Regions from separate parts of the Mus musculus genome. Here region 1 is linked to region 2. Evidence: chromatin loops called from intact Hi-C (ENCODE). Cell type or tissue: gastrocnemius. All regions are shown on one strand. Each heading gives the region's core, and the rest is flanking DNA. Links, peaks and the distances in the headings are about the cores only. Region 1 holds the start of Mybbp1a (MYB binding protein (P160) 1a). Region 2 holds the start of Spns2 (spinster homolog 2).

What was found. Peaks named below come from ENCODE experiments on the same cell type or tissue, not always from the same donor. Only the 100,000 strongest peaks of a DNase experiment are listed, where the experiment ranks them.
Region 1: it touches region 2 in a loop (2.2-fold over the local background); 11 of 42 quality-filtered maps call a loop at or near these places.

The regions. Positions count from the first base shown.
Region 1 is chr11:72,436,569-72,444,892 of GRCm38, forward strand. Ggt6 (gamma-glutamyltransferase 6) reads left to right here. Exons shown (of 4, transcript NM_027819.2): 2 at 1-73; 3 at 151-264; 4 at 571-1,839. The coding sequence ends at 1,601. It overlaps Mybbp1a (MYB binding protein (P160) 1a), which reads left to right and starts at 4,759. Exons shown (of 26, transcript NM_016776.3): 1 at 4,759-5,007; 2 at 5,110-5,205; 3 at 5,832-5,915; 4 at 6,002-6,076; 5 at 6,178-6,285; 6 at 6,908-7,083; 7 at 7,173-7,340; 8 at 7,435-7,552; 9 at 8,114-8,324. The coding sequence starts at 4,816. In gastrocnemius, for the core only: no CTCF peak of the experiment used is centred there; DNase peaks (open chromatin) are centred at 846 and 4,747; H3K4me3 peaks cover 2,382 bases; H3K27ac peaks cover 3,214 bases.
Region 2 is chr11:72,485,950-72,494,273 of GRCm38, forward strand. Spns2 (spinster homolog 2) reads right to left here and starts at 3,971. Exons shown (of 13, transcript NM_153060.3): 1 at 3,477-3,971. The coding sequence starts at 3,846. In gastrocnemius, for the core only: a CTCF peak has its summit at 4,173; DNase peaks (open chromatin) are centred at 184, 1,278, 2,528, 2,990 and 5 more places; H3K4me3 peaks cover 4,061 bases; H3K27ac peaks cover 4,219 bases.

The DNA.
Region 1 (8,324 bases), core at 223-8,222, 49 kb before region 2:
GTGGCCCCTCCAGCCAGCAGACACTCCCATCGCCCTGGTGTGTACCACCACAGCGCCATTATCAGCCCGGCAGGTCAGTGTTTGGGAAGGGGCTAGGGGTCAGTGGTTCAGGGCACCTCCCCATCACACACAGACCTTTCCTTACTGCAGCCACATGTTCCCAACTGGGCCAAGAGTTGCTTGTCGCTGGGGGCAATGTCGTGGATGCTGGAGTTGGAGCAGCTTTGTGTCTGGCGGTGGTACATCCTCATGCAACAGGCTTAGGTCAGTGTAATCTGTGGGCCCTGAACCTCAGAGCTTCTAACCTGGGGCCTAGTTAGTGACCTGGAACTCATTAGGGCAGTCAGTGGCCATTACCTCAAGACTAGCTAGTGAGCAGGACATGGGATCTGAGCACCAGGCCTAGTCTTGAGTAACCTTTGACCCTGGTCAGCAACTCCTGATTTCAGGCTTAGTCAGTGACCTCTATTGCAAGCAAGACAGTGATTCTCTACCTGGGACCACTGGAGGATCTTGACCCCAATTCTGGCCAGTGCCTCTGATCCCCATGTGACCTCTGTCTCCCAACAGGTGCCACATTCTGGGGTCTCTTCTACAATAGCTCTTCAGGAAACTCAACTGCCCTGACAGCAGGCCCAACCCAACTCCTGGCCCCCGGCCTGGGGCTGCCCACGGGTCTGCCTGCTCTGCATTTGCTTCATGCCCACTTCGGCCGCCTGCCCTGGCCACACCTGCTGACCAAGCCTGCCATGCTGGCTGAAAAGGGCTTTGAGGTAGATGCACCCCTGGCAAACGCACTAGCCATCCAGGGCACAAAGGGGCTCTGTCCATTGTTCTGCCATACCAATGGAACCCCACTGGGCCTTGGGGCTCGGGCCACCAACCCCAACCTGGCAGCTGTATTACGCAGCGCAGCCCTGGCCTCCAGCCCAGATCTCGCTGGGAAGGCCTTGCTGAACCCGCTGGTCAGAGACCTGGGGTTAGAGTTACCTTCTGCTCAGCCCGTGCCTTCCTTAGAGCCTGCGCTGCAGCTTCTTCTGCCTCGGGGGGTCCTGTTCACGACTCCTGGCCCCTCAGCAGGTCCAGAACTTGTGGAACTGCTGGAGTCTACTCTTCACTCCAGGACACCCAGCTCTGCTCCCTGCCCACCATTCCTGCAAACTGCTGAAACCCCAGTGAGCAGTGCCCTGGCCACCGTGGACAGCAACGGCTCCATGCTCCTCCTCATCTCCTCAATCAACAGTTCCTTTGGTTCTGGACATCTATCCCCAAGTACTGGTGTTCTGCTCAGCAACCTGGAAGCCAGCCCTGCACCTAGTGCCTGGGCCTGTCCACTCATCCTTCGTGACAACCTGGATGACACAGAAGCCGATATGTTGGGGATGGTGGCTTCAGGGATCTCCAGAGGGGCCAAAGCCATGACTTGCACCTTGCTCAATCATCTGGCAACACCCCAAATCCCACAGCAGCCCCAGCATCAAAGACCCACAGAGAGCCCTGGCATATGTGGCCAAGGGGCCCTACTGCAGGCGGTAGTCCATGCAGAACACGCCCATGTCTCCAGTGTCCCCAGTGGCTGCTGCCCCTTTCAGGGGTATTAACAGAGGGGCAGAGGTGTCTGGAACTTGAGAGCCAGACAGAGAAGGTCTAGCAGCAATGAATGTATGAAGAGAATGTATCTGTGAGGTGTTTGCTGCTCCATCACATGAAGCCTCCATCCTAATCTGTTACCTGGCTCTGGCTCTGGCATCCAGGGCTGGTCCAACCACATTTCCTGGTACCCACACTGATGGAATTTCTGACTTTTCTATCAAATAAAGACCAGAAGATGATGAAAAAGAGTCTGAGTGCCACTCACCTTTGGGAAAGCCCAGTGGAAGGTCACCAGCCCTTACTGAGTCTTTGGGCAGGGTGGGCAGCTCCATCTTCCACTGGACCATTCCCTGCTGATCTTTATCAATTGGACTGGAAGCTAATAAAGTTCAAATCTTCCGGGGACAGAGTGACATCTGTGCTCTTTGGCTAACTTTCCTGTTAACCTTTGCAACACAGGTGATGAACGCCAGACACAGGGGGAGGAGCCTGGGTCTGTCTCTTTCGGCTTCCCCTGCTCCAGCCACCTTCTGCTTTCTGGGGTTCCATCTGCACAAGGTAAATCTCTTAGTTTCACGTGTAGAACAGATGGCAGAGCAGAGAAGGGTTGGGAAAATGAGTAGGAGGTTCCCCTGGGTACAGAAGGGCTGGAACTGGGTTGTTCCTGATCTCTGAGATCTCTTGAATACAACCCTTTAGAAATAGTTCCTCAGGCCAAGAGCAAGGACACCCAGTAGCACTTCCCCTACCTGACAAAGAGAAAGGAAATTCTTATTTAAGGGTTTGAGGGTTTAATTTTTTTTTTTAATTAAAATGATACTTTTAGACGGGCAGTGGTGGTACAAGCCTTTAATCCCAGCACTTGGGAGGCAGAGGCAGGTGGATTTCTGAGTTCGAGGCCAGCCTGGTCTACAGAGTGAGTTCCAGGACAGCCAGAGTTACACAGAGAAACCCTGTCTCAAAAAAAAAAAAAAGATGCTTTTATCTTCTGTGTGTGTGTGAACTGCATATATGCACATGTCCCACATGCTTCTTCTGTCTGAGGTCAGAGGAGGGCTTTGGCTCCCCTGTAACTGGGGTTACAGATGTGAGCTGCTATATGGGTGCTGGGAACTGAACCTTGATCCTCTGCAATAGTAGTAAGTGATTTTTTGTTTGTTTGGTTTTGTTTTTTTTCCAGACACGGTTTCTCGGTATAGCCCTGGCTGTCCTGGAACTCACTCTGTAGACCAGGCTGGCCTCAAACTCAGAAATCTGCCTGCCTCTGCCTCCCGAGTGCTGGGATTAAAGGCGTGCACCACCGCGCCCGGTTTAGTAAGTGCTTTTCACTAACACGCCATATCCCTTGTCTCTATAATTTTGTTTTTTAAGGCAGAGTCTCCCTGTGTAATCCAGTCTGGCCCAGGCACTGGGATTACAGGATCACCAACACAGTCAGCTAATTGTTTTGTTTTGTTGGCTTGGGGATCAAATTTAGAGCACTGATGTGCTTGGCTGGTGTTCTATTTCCATACCATATCCCCAAACCCAAGCTAGCAGAGCTCTTAATTGTACCATCTCCACTTCTCTCTCAGACAAAACATTGCTAGGCGCAATGATTCCACCATCTATTCAACGATTTTAGCTTTTAGCCTGGTGTCCTTTCTAGCAAATCATCTCCTTTGGCCCAGGTCATCGCCTACGTTGACATTTGCCATAGGTTAGCCAAGGCCTTACTCCAGCATAATTCACTGCCTCGGTACTCACAGCCACGGGCTGTGGCTGCTCTCAGCTAACAGTTGACCTTTTAAAACTGTAAATCAGATGTAAATCCTCCCTGCACTCTCTGAAGAAATTCTGAACCCTTGAGCCTGGCCCTGGGTTCTATATAACCTTGCTCCTGGCACCTGAGTCCTCCTCCTCACCTTACTGACCTCATTCCCGTAAGAGATGAGTGGCCTCTGTAGAAGAAATGTCCTTGGCCTGCTCTTAGATTTTTGCCCTGGGGACAATAGAGCCCATCTTGTCCCTCAGCTGTCAGCTCACATGTCAGTCTTGTCATGGTCTCTTAAATAGAATCTTAGAATCTATAGAATTTTCCCTTTAATTTTTTTTTTGGTTTTGTTTTTGTGTGTGTGTGTGGTTTTGGGTTTTTTGGTTTTTTTTGTTTTGTTTTGTTTTGGTTTGGTTTGGTTTTTCGAGACAGGGTTTCTCTGTGTAGCCCTGGCTGCCCTGGAACTCACTTTGTAGACCAGGCTGGCCTTGAACTCAGAAATCCACCTGCCTCTGCCTCCCAAGTGCTGGGATCAAAGGTGTGCACCACCATGCCCGGCTTCCCTTTAATTTTTTTTTTTTAAGAAAATGTTGTTTATTTTATTTTATTTTTTTTTTTGTTTTTTGTTTTTTTTTTTTTTTTGGTTTTTCGAGACAGGGTTTCTCTGTATAGTCTTGGCTGTCCTGGAACTCACTTTGTAGACCAGGCTGGCCTCAAACTCAGAAATCCGCCTGTCTCTGCCTCCCAAGTGCTGGGATTAAAGGCGTGTGCCACCACCTCCCGGCTGTTTATTTTTATGAATACACTGTATCTGTCTTCAGACACACCAGAAGAGTGGATTGGATCCCATTACAGATGGTTGTGAGCCACCATGTGGTTGCTGGGAACTGAACTCAGGACCTCTGGAAGAGTAGTCAGAGCTCTTAACCGATGAGCCATCTCTCCAGCCCCTCCCTTTAATTTTTAACAGGCGATGTTTTCACGTTTTTTAACATTTAAAAGGCTCCCTCTGCTCCCTACATTCCTTATTTTCCTCATAACTATCATTTAAAATGTATTTGTCTACTCGTTCATCAACCATCTCTTCCCACTAGAAAGGAAGTCCACAGAAGCCGCGGCTTTGTTCGGATGCACACAATAAAAGCGGAATAATAGCGGATGTCTCGGACTAGATCGCGAGCAGACCCGGGTCTGGGAAGAGATCATACTACGGCTTTTTCGTGGATTTGTTTGCACCTCCGGTCGTCAGGAACTCCTCCAGGTTAAAGGAAGAGATCGAAGCATCAGTTTCTGAGCACACGCGCGTGTGAGAACACTCTGCTCCACCCACAGCCACAAGGGAAAGGCAAGGCCGTACGGAAGCCACTTCCAACCTGCTAGGCCCCGCCCTCACTCGGACGTCCCAGTGCGCAGGCGCCGAGACCTGACCTGGAAGTGACTGTCTTCTGAGCCCACGTGTTTGGCTCAGCATGGCGGAGATGAAGAGCCCCACGAAAGCTGAGCCTGCGACTCCCGCAGAAGCGGCGCAAAGCGACCGCCACAGCCTGCTGGAGCACAGCCGCGAGTTCTTGGACTTCTTCTGGGACATTGCGAAACCGGATCAGGAAACGCGGCTCCGGGCCACGGAGAAGTTGTTGGAGTACTTGCGCACAAGGCCCAATGTATGATGGAGGGGCCCAGGCCCATCGTGGCTCTGGATGCAAGGGGGAGGGGTGGGCCCTTCAGATCACTGTTGAACACGAGGGATGTTCTTGGTTCCGTAGGATTCGGAGATGAAATATGCCCTGAAGCGCCTAATCACTGGGCTTGGGGTGGGCCGAGAAGCCGCTAGGCCCTGCTACAGCCTGGCGCTGGCACAGGTGAGACTGTGTGTCTGGCAAGGGCACGATCTCGCTGGGCAAAGGTGGCGTCTAAGGGTAGGGGGCACCGAAGCTGCGGGGTAAGAAGAAATCCGAGATGCTTCAGAGGGGATACAGGCATCCTTACTTGGGTGGGAGGAAGTGCCAAAACATGGCCTATGTACAGCAAAGTCCAGGCAGGTGGAAGAGTTGAACACGTTTTCTTTCTGATACACGTTTATCAGCTACAGAGTATTAGCTACAGTTACTGGAAGTAGTGAACTTTGAGGTTGATTTCTGCAAGGTTGGGGAGCCGCCTCCAGGTTAGGAAGGCAACTGATGACAGACCACGTAGAAATTTGTACAGCAAAAAGCAATGAAGACTAACCAGCCTCAAGGCAACTCAGAACAGGATCTTTGGATGGGATGGGTTTTCCCAAGAGGTACAGAAGCAGCCTAGGCCTTCTGAAGCCTTGATGGAGGTGGGGCTTAGCCATGTAAGATGTGGTCCCTTGAAAGCAGTAGCGCTTGTGAGGGATGGGAGGAGCACGGAGATTATATTGGGGAAAGCTGAAGGAGGGAAATGGACTTGGTCTGGTTTGTTGTCCCTGGGCCACTCCTGAGCTCTTTCTGGTCTTGCCTGGTAGCTGTTGCAGTCTTTTGAAGACATCCCATTGTGTGACATCCTGGATCAGATACAAGAAAAATACAGCCTACAAGCCATGAACAAGGTGCGTGAGATTCCCAGACAGACAACCTGCTCCTGAACAGCTATGGGGAGGGACCCTCTTCACCTGTGTTTTCAATCTTTTTCTAGGCAATGATGAGACCTAGTCTCTTTGCAAACCTTTTTGGAGTGCTAGCCCTCTTTCAGTCAGGCCGCCTAGTGAAGGTAAGAGCTTTTGGCACGGGGCGCAGGGACTGGTTTAGGGCTGGAGGGGAACAGATGGTAACAGACCCTGCTCTTCACCTTTTGCTCTCTGTGGATACCAGGACAAAGAGGCCCTGATGAAGTCCGTGCAATTGCTGAAGATCCTGTCCCAACACCCCAACCACTTACAGGGACAGCCAATAAAGGCTCTGGTGGACATCCTCTCTGAGGTAGAGAATCACAAGTCATGCCGTCTGATTTGGGAAACGTTGAAAAGATTTGGGTAGGAACATGATGAGGACAGATGGTTTGACCATGCAACTGGTATGAGGAGGTTGTTTGTTTGTTTGTTATTCCTCTCTCACCAACTATCTTAAATCTGCCTTGTCTTTCAGGGTCTCAGCACATGTCCACTCAGTTAGGCAGTTCAGATACTCCATAACCCTCTCTGGTGGCCTTTGTGTGGCTAGTGTGGGTCTGGAACAGTGCTTGTCAATGCCTGAGTATGTAGAAGGCAATCTGAGTACATTTGCCATAGTTGGTTTGGTCAAGCCTGGGTCTGTTTGTATCTAGAGTCATTTGCCACTGTCTTGTCCCTGATTTGTCCTTTTGGCACAAATGGAGACAGACCAGAATTTAAGTTGCAGCTCCCCACATAGGGCTCTGTGTATATGACACCGGCTAGCCCTCTTACAAAACAAAAAGAGGTATAGTTTTGAATATAGACCCCAGGCCAGTTAGTCATCAATACAGTGCTGGGGTCTGCTGCTTGGCAAGTTGACTGACTAGTGGTGTATCCGAAGCCCATGGGTAGAACAAGACCCACCCTTTCCACCTGTGCCCCCACTCCAGGTCCCAGAGTCCATGTTCCAGGAGATCCTGCCAAAGGTCCTCAAGGGTAACATGAAAGTGATCCTCCGCTCTCCCAAGTACTTGGAGCTCTTCCTCCTGGCTAAGCAGAGGGTGCCGACAAAGCTCGAGTCACTCATGGGCTCGGTTGACCTGTTCTCAGAAGACAATATTCCCAGGTTTGAGGAGATTGTGAGTGGGTTCTCACGGGGGTGTCCTGCACTGTAGTCCTCCGGGTAACGTTTACTGAATCTCCTCTGCCTTCTAGTCTGGTGAACATCCTGAAGGTGGCCGCCAACTCTGTCAAGAAGGAGCACAAGCTGCCTAATGTGGCTCTGGACCTGCTCCGCCTGGCGCTCAAGGAGAGCAGATTCGAACTGTTCTGGAAGAAGGTTTTGGAGGAGGGGCTGCTGAAGAATCCGTCCTGGACATCCAGGTGTGTGTGACACTGGTCTTCCCTCTCCTCCAGCCTGGGTGGGACCTGATCAAGTACAGGGCCTCTGACCAGGCTCTGCCCCAACTCTCCTTAGCTACATGTGCTTCCGCCTACTGGGTGCGTCTCTGCCGCTTCTGTCAGAGGAGCAGTTGCAGTTGGTGATGCGAGGAGACTTGATCCGCCATTTTGGGGAGAACATGGTTATTTCTAAGGTAGGTGTCGTCTTCCCATGTGGTTCAGTGCTGCCTGCAGGGCCAGGGCAGGGGTTCTTCCTCTGAAGATCTGGTAGGGGAGGACTTGGCCAGTAATCAGGCCCTTTTGTCCTGGGGCCCACTTACCAGCAGGCCCAGCCAGCCATCTATTTGGAACACTGCTGGGGGGGTCACATTGAGGGGAGTGGTTATTGACCCCAGTGTGTTCTGCATTTTGTGCCTAGCACCTGTAAGACAGTGATGGGGGTGGGGGGCTATACAGAAAGCACTTGGGTTTTGAGCCACAGGATGGCACGGGTAGGTACTGGTCTATCACGACTTGAGCTTAGGTTCCCTTCATGCCAGTCAATCTTGTCCGCAATCTTTGAGGGAGAATTGGAACCTTCTTGTGCTGGGGATGAACTAAGGAATCAAGGATAGACCTTGATGGAGTTGTGGCAAAGTTAGGTTCAGCCCTGCTGTGTGACTGGAGTGGCGAAGTCCTGGGTTTAGTCTCTATAGACAAAGGTGGTTGCCTGCCTCTTCACTCTGATAACCCAAACTCATGCTCATCTCTTGCAGCCCCAAAACCTATTTAAGATCATCCCAGAGATAAGTACATACGTGGGTACCTTCCTAGAGGGGTGCCAGGATGACCCTAAGCGGCAGTTGACTATGATGGTGGCCTTTACAACCATCACCAATCAAGGTCTCCCTGTCATGCCTACCTTCTGGCGTGTCACGCGGTTTTTGAATGCTGAAGCCCTGCAGAGCTATGTGGCCTGGTTGCGGG
Region 2 (8,324 bases), core at 102-8,101:
CAGAGGCAGAAGCCACTGTGGTTCCCAGGACCGAGACCGGCCCTGGTGCTGTAGGGAGGGGCTCTCACAGAGGTATCCCGAAGGACAGCCTGAGAAGGACTGTCATAGACAGAGAGAATGAGGAAAGACATGCTGGTCAGGGACACCACTCGGGCCTCTGCATGAAAGAGCAGACAGCTGACATTTGGTGAAGGCCTCCCAGGTATCTGGCCTCCGCCCAGGTGCTGCGGGTACATTCTCATTCATTCCATACCACCCAAGGTGGAGGAGAACTCGGCTCACAGAAGCTCGGGTGACAGCTGTGATGCAGCTGGATGCGAACTCTGGTGGCAAGGGCTCTGACCCTGCACTGTATCCCCCCCGTGACCCAGCCACTAGAGTCTGACTCAGGCTGGGACGGTAAATCCAAATCCTCCAATGATGTGGAAGACGGTATGAAAGGAAATGTAAAAATACCCCAGAATAACAACAAATTTGTTGGACATGTCTGGTTAAATAAAATGTATTGGTCTACTAAAGTGCTTGATACATGAAGGCCTGAGTTTTAACCTTAGAACCCATGGGGTCTGGTCGGGGAGGGTGATTGGAGAATAACGGGTTTTGCTATCAAAACTAACGACTTGAGTCCAATTCCCAGAACTCACCGTGGAAGGAGAAACCCAATTCCTGTTAGTTGTCCTCTGACCTCTACACCCACCCACAGGCAAACTAAAGTAAATAGTTTTAAAACTCAACAGCATGCTATTGTGCTCACAAGAGCACTTGTAATCAGCACTGGGGAGAAGAGACAGGTGTCTCCAGAGCACTCACTAGCCAGTCACTCTAACCCAATCAGCAAGCTCCAGGCCAATGAGAGACCCTGACTCAGAGTGGGGCGCTGCTGGGGAACCACACCTGAGACTGATTTCCCGACTCCATACCCACCCACCCACATACATACATATGTGCACCGGCAGGAACCCGTGCTCACACGTGCCCACATACACATAAAATATATTAATTGCACCTGCTCTCTTTCTGTCTGAAAACCGGCATTCGTATGTAGCTTGCATTGTGCTCCTCTGGACAGAACTGGCTATGCTATGAGCAAACAGAACTGTACAGGAGGGATATAAAGCAAAGCAGAAACTCCCCCATGCTTTGATGAGGTTGCTGGGGCCAGACTGTGAGGTTCTTAGGGGTCAGGTGGGCACAAACATCAAAAGTGCCCCACACAGCAGAGTGTCTACATGCCCGCCTCTTTCCCAGCAGGACCAGCAGACAACAGGTGGACTCGGGTCCTGGCACAAGACCCTGAAAGCCATGGTAGTCACCATAGAGATTGTAAATATTCCTAAAAACTGAACTCAGGGGCAGGGGGAGGGAAGGCCATCATAAAGAAAGGGAGGCAGGCTTATCCGGAGAGGAAATGATGTCTGTGGGGTGGGGGTGGAGTGGGGGTAGTGCACAAGCTTACAACCCTGGGCAGGACACTGAAAGATACACAGCTCAGGCAGTGTACGTCCAGAGCCTTCCAGGCCTCCCTCCCCAACTGCATTGCCCCCTGCCCCAATCAGTTTACCAGAAATCTGCTATCTAATTCTCCCGCTCTGACCCAAGTATTGGCAAAGGTAGATAAGAACCCACTCCTTGATCCTACCTTCCCCTCTCTGCCCCCCTGGCCATGGGTTCCTCTAGGAACCTCAGAAGAAGTGGCCTGAGGCCATAATAAAAAACGACCAGGACAGAACTAAAAGCCACAACAATACTTCCAAAGAGAGAGAAGAGACTCAGGCCAGGCTGGGAGTGAGGTGGGGGTAAAGGGGAAGTCTAACACCTGCTTTGCTGATCACCTCACTGGGCAATCTTGGATAGGGCTAACCAAGGGCCTGACTTCCCCCAGCTGGAAAGAGCCTGGTTTGCAAAGTGAGGGCCTCCAATGTTCTCTGGCTTGTCCTCACAGGGTGGGCACCTAACACCCTGAGCCCTAGGCAGCACATCACATGCGTATGCGTGGTAGGTTGGCACACTTGAGGGTACACCATGCTCTTGCTTACTAGAGCAAGGGAACAGTCTCTTGGGACAGCCTGACCCAAAAATTGATGCCACTGGCACCTACTTCATGTTTACCCCCAGGAAGGGACAGAGAGCAGGTGGGTGGGTGTACATGCAAGGTGGGAGAGGGGCAGAGTTCTTTCCTTCCACTTGACACAAAACTATCCAAGATAGGAAAAGACTAAGGCCCCCAAAAGAACACCCAAGTACCCAGGTGGCATGTGGTTGTGTGGTTTATGTCAGGGCTCTCTTTTCCCAATCATCCCTGAGTTTTCTTTAGTGAGGCACAAAATATCCAAATCATCTCTCTTCCCCTTTCCTCTCCCCTCTTTCATATTAGGTTGTGGGATAGAATGTTGGGTCCCCCCCACCACACACACACACAACTGCACTCCTCCACCGGGAGCCCCGGAGACCAGCCTAACCAGTGTTTCTTTTCAAAGCTACATTATCCTCAGGCAGGGCCAGCTCTAGGACAGGTCCCTACGTCTTGACCCCTGTGAAGACAGGGAGAGACGCCAGCAGAATAGAATCCCAGAGTCACATCCACACTAAGAGGCCCAGGGATCAATCAATTCACAAACGGAAACAGACCTAAACACAAGCTGAAACTGGCCCAAGGTCACACACACATTAAGCACATTCAGGATAGAAACCCAGTTGTATCCATTTCAGTCTCAAACCTGGGGTTGAGTCGCAGAGATGCTCAAGGAGCATGAGGCTGCCTCTCTTTAGACCAACCCCCCCAGCCCCCGCCCCCAGGCCTATGCCCTGCTCCAGGCTCCAAGCGCCATGGAGCAGAAGGAGGCGTCTCCAGGCCTCAAGCCAGGGCCAGCTGCAAACCGCATCCTGGGTCCCCAGGCGGCACGGACCCGCCCCGCCCCTCCCTCGGCTCCCCGCAGGCCCGAGCCTTTGTCAGCCACGCGCTTACAAGCTCACACACACATATCCGCGCTGCCACGCGCGCGCACACTCCGGCTGCCTGGCGCACACCCGCAAGAGGCGCACACACTGGCCGCACGCATGCAGGGGGGTGGCTGAGACCGAGGAAAGAAGGAACAGACGGGCCGTGCAAGCACAGACGGCCTGGACTAAGGGAAAAGGAGGAGAGGCCGGGGAACCTGCGGCTGTGGAGGAAGGGGGCGCACAGGCGATAAGGCAAGAGAGACGCAGAGGAGACTCTGGGAGGACAACGGATGAGCCGTCAAGGGCTTGGCGAAGGCTCACAAGCTGCTCCAGGGGTGGAAACTCCACCAATCCCTAACACGGGGAGCGTGGGGTGCTTTGGATTGGACCCATGGAACGCCAAAGCATCGCTTGAACAGAGGGTCCTTAGGGACTCTCCAGAGGGCTTGGATCTAGGGAGCTGGCAACCAAAAGCTCCCTAGGGCATCTGGGATGGAAGGGCCCTGGTCCTCGGGCTAGATGGGGCATTTGCTCACCTGCCACAGTGTACCTGTCCAGGTAGTTGAGCACGTTGCCTAAACTCAGGATGGCAGCAGCTGCCCCCCGCCCTCGGCCTAAGCTGGCCGGTTTGGGCTGCGGCGCGCTGGGGCCCTTGGCAGCTGCTGCGCAGCCAGGGGTGCTGGGGATGCTGGGGAGTCCGGACGGGACCCGCCTCACGCTGCCGGACAACGTCTGCACCTCTTCGTCGGCGGACACGACTCCAGCGCCCCCAACACCCCGCGCCCCGCAGCAAGCGCTACCTCCAGCCCCTGGCTGCGCCCCCCGGCGCCGGCGCCGCCGCTCGGCGTCCGCCTCCTCCTCCTCCGCGCCGCCCGCCGCCGCCGAGGCGCATTCCAGGCACATCATGCCGGCCCGGGCCGGGGCGGCGGGGGGCGCGGGGGGCTCGGGGGACGCGAGGCCCAGCCCGGGCCCGCTCAGTGCGTGCGCGCGCCGCGGAGCCGCCGCTGCACCATCCCGGCCCGGCCCGTCCGCTTCTGCGCTCGGGCTCCAGCCCTGGCTGCGCCGCTGCTACTGTTCAGTCAGTGAGACGCGCGGCCCCGGCGGCTCTGACAGCTGCGGCCGGCCCCGCCCACCAAGCTCGTGTGCCCAATCACCTCCGGGCTCAAGCCACAGCCCCGCCCCGCACGTGCTGCCCCGGGGGGTGCGGGGGCGCCTGGCCGCACAGCCCCACCCGCCTGACGGGGGCGCAAGTCACGCAGTAGCGCTGCGGCCACGGAACCCTCGGGGATCAGGAAGCGATTGCGGGGAGCTGCAGCACCGATTAGGATTTAGGTGAGGGAAGAAGGGTACCCCAGACCCTACTCAACTTCCACCCTGCCCCTGCGATGGGAGAGGACCCCTGGCTGAGGCCGAGGAAGGCCCATGGCTTAAGCTACGCATTAAAAAAAAAAAGTCTCAGATGGTCAAAACTGGGGAACCTGTTGTAGAGCTGACTCCAACAGTTACTCACCTTAATTCAGTCTGTTTAGGCAGCGCTGCCTAAGAAACATGATTGGTGGACCCAGGACACAGACCTCATGAAGGTCCATTGCTCTCCTCTATAGAGAAGCACCTCCATGCTATGACCTGGGCTCACTCTGACCATATCTCTACCCCCCATAGAGTGGAGCTTGTGAGAACCAGGGCTCGGATTAGAGCCCAAAAGAACCAGGAGGGCCTCCTCAATGCCAGGCAGGGTGTCCTACACCTGTAACCCCAGCGTTTGGGAGGCTGAGTCAGGAGAGATCCAATCTCAGACAAACGAGAAGGAGAGGGGATGGAGCAGAAAAAGCCTTTGAGGGGGGTACCATCTCCCCAAAACCCTTAGTGAAAGTTGGAAAGCTGGATCCTAGCCTATATCTGCTCTTGCGTGTGGCTTAACATTGGACGAAACCTCTATCTTTCTGGGTCTTTGTTTCTATTGGGGGAATATAGTCCAGGTAGTTGAGCACGTTGGGGGGGGGGGGGTTGTCAGTTCTGGAGAATGGCTAGGTAGCTTCTGTGTAAAGAACAGTCTTCTCTTGTAAGTCCATCATTTGGGAGGCAGAGGCAGGTGAAACTCCGAGGTTCCAGGCCAGCGAGTCCAGGCCAACACGTCTCTAAATAAATAAATATGTAAAAGGAAAGAAAGAAGTTAAAACCCAGTATAGCATGTTCTCCCTAGTATGTGCCAAACCCTTGGTTCAAATGAGAGAGTCAGGGGAGACTTAATTCAGCCCCTCAGATATCCAGTGGTTTCTGTCTGTTTCACAGACAGACTTCAGGTCACCAAGGTGACCCGTCATAAACAGACAACTAGTCAATGGTCTGGTTGGTACGAAGCCAGGGCCCTGAAATCATCTTGCTAGTGCAGGCTGCTCCAGAGCCCACGTCCACAACAGGAACATCTTGTGAAGGTGTCAACCACAGTGAGTCATGGCATAGCCAACGGATGACAAAGCATAAGGCACTCAAGCACACACACACACACATACACACACACACACACACACACACACACACACACACACACACACACACGAACACACACACACACTCCACTGTCTTAGTGAGCAGAGTTAATCCCCAAGCTGGTGTTTCTTGGCGCCTTCAAGGTGTCTTTTAAATTCTGTGAACTGACTAAAAATATGCTTCGGCGTGTTGAGTATGAATGACTGTGACGGAAGGTTAGGAAAACAGATTTCATTCTGAAAGTTGCCTGCTGCCTCTTTCCAGCTGGCTGGATTCTGGCCTGTAAAGTCAGTCGGGGGGCGGGGGTGGGGGGGGTTTCAATGCGTGGCCAGGGATAACAGGTGATTAGCAGACAAGCACAGACCCAGAAGCTCCATGGGGCCAGATCTGTGTGGCTGTGCCAAGCGAGAGGACCATGTCTGCTGTGGATGCTGCCCAGCTGTGTATCTGTGAAGGAGGCTCTGCACGATGGCTTTGCACTCTACCCAGGCTGCGTCTCAATTTCCCACCCCTGAACTCTCACCCTTTCACAACCCTGGCCTGCAAGGCCAGTTTTGGTTTTGATCCACTGCCCTTCATCTCCACCCCTGGTTGAATTCTAGAGTAGGAAAAGAGGGCAGTCTTTTGAGTCCTTCATATGTGGGGCCACCAAGCAAGCCATCCATTCCTATTATGAGACTTCTAACTTAAAGGCAGTTTCTGGAGTTGATCCTGTGTAAGATAAAGGGCCCCAACCCATGGGCAGGGCGATAGAAACAATAAGCTCTTTCTGGCTGTGTGGCTGCGCACAGATGAGGGCTTTGTGAGAACTCCTGGCAGCATCCTAAGACCATAGGATGGGCCTCTGGGTATTGTTTGTTTTGGAGAGGGGTTGAGGTAGAGTCCTGGCTGTCCTGGAACTCACTGTGTAAACCAGGCTGACCTCGAAACTCATAGAGGTCTGCCTGTTTCTTCCTCCCAAGTGCTGGGATTAAAGGTATGAGCCACTATGTCCTTCAGACCTGTGTGCTATTATTTCTGTCTCTGTGGCAAGGATACTGAGAGACTCTGGAGAAAGAAGCAGTCTGCCCTCCTAAGCTCCTAAGCTCTCTTATGGCTACCTCCTAAGTCAGTACCTTCCTGGTTAGCCATCATTCTACCCACATCTTCTTCAGAACTCTTTTCTTCTGGACAGGATGAGAATCTGAACTCAGCAGTGGCTCCAGGACCTTCTGATATTCATTCATCTGCTCCACACTGTAACTGCCACACAAGAGCTAGCACATACCTATAATCCAGAACCAGAGAAACTGAGGCTGGAGGATTGCAAGTTCCAGGCCAGTGTGACCCACACAGTGTGACCTTTTCTTAACAACAAATTCCAAAACAAGTTAGGTCAGAACATTAGGTGCTATTACTCCAAGGATAACTATATTTGGGAAACGGTAGGGTAAACAGAGATATTTCCTTATTGAGAGACGTCTCAGATCCTTTGCTATGACTGTGCTGGCTAAATTTATGTCAACTTAACACAACCTACAGACGTTTTGGAATAAAGAACCTCAACTAAGTAACTGCCTCCACTAAATCGGTATGTGGGCAAGCCTGGGGTGCATTTTCTTGATTAATGATTTATGTAGGAGTGCCCAGCCCACCATGGTGGTGTCATCCCTGGGTAGGTGGCCCTGGGTGCAATAAGAAAGCAGGCTGATCAAACCACAAAGGACATAAAGTAAGAAGTGTTTCTCCATGGACTCCGCTTCAGTTCCTGACTTCAGGTTTCTGCCTTGAGTTTCCACCCTGACTTCTGTCAATAATGGACTGTGGTGTGTAAGTGTAAGTAAAATAAATCCTTTCTCCCCCAAGTCGTCTTTGGTCACGATGTTTTGTCACAGTAATGGAAACTAGCCTGGATAATGAGTGTGTGCATTGCAAGTCTCTCAGAAGCAGGGAGAAGCTACCATATGCCCACAGACAGTTTGTAAGACTATGATGGCTCTACGGCTCTACAGACCATTCTGTGAGAACATACAATGAGCTCCATCAAGGCTGGTGATCTAGAGATCTGTTCCTCTCACCTCTGGCATCTCCACATGGTAGCATCTCCCTGGCTTAGGCTGTGGTAGCTTCTCTTATCACTTGCACGCCCTTTGGGCATCCTTCACTTACACATGGGGTCTCAGTGATCGCACATCTGTTTGTGATACCCTGACCACCGCTCTAGATGGTGCTCACCATCAAGTCACCCAATGTCCCAATTATTCTCCCAACAGTCCCCCGACACCTTAAGCTATCCTCAGTGGAACTCTGCATTCTCCCCTCTGATCTGCTTCCCATTGAGGCAGCATTTATCTTCTGACCCACAGTGACAGCAAAGAGAAATCCTTGACTGTCACTGTCTTACTTGCCCCCTTATTTAGATAGAGCCCGTCCAGTCTCGCTTTCAGTGGTTCCCACTGCCCACTGATATATCTCAGACCCTTCAGATGCCTCACTTGGAATGCCTGCCCATATCCGCCTCCAGGATTTTCTCCCACAGTGATTGTTAGTAATTTTCCAAGCCCTATCTGTGGTCCTATCCCTGCCTGGCACAAAACCTCTTCATAGATCTTTTCATAGCTTCACAACTCTTTCTAACCCATGTGTTTCTGGCCTCAGAGCCTCCTACATATCTCTGGCACATTATCTCATGGTAAGGGATCTGAGACACCGCTCCAAGGACATGGAAATCCTTGAATTGACATATACTTTCTGGAGCCTGGGCAAGTGCAAAAATTGGTTCATTTATTTGTAGTCCTGATCCACCCTTTACCAGAAAAGCCTTTGGTCGGTAACTCAATGATGGTTCAGGACCACGGAGAGCGTCTCATGTACAACCCACTCCCCTGACCCTTTAGTTGGGCTCTCCCTGTAGT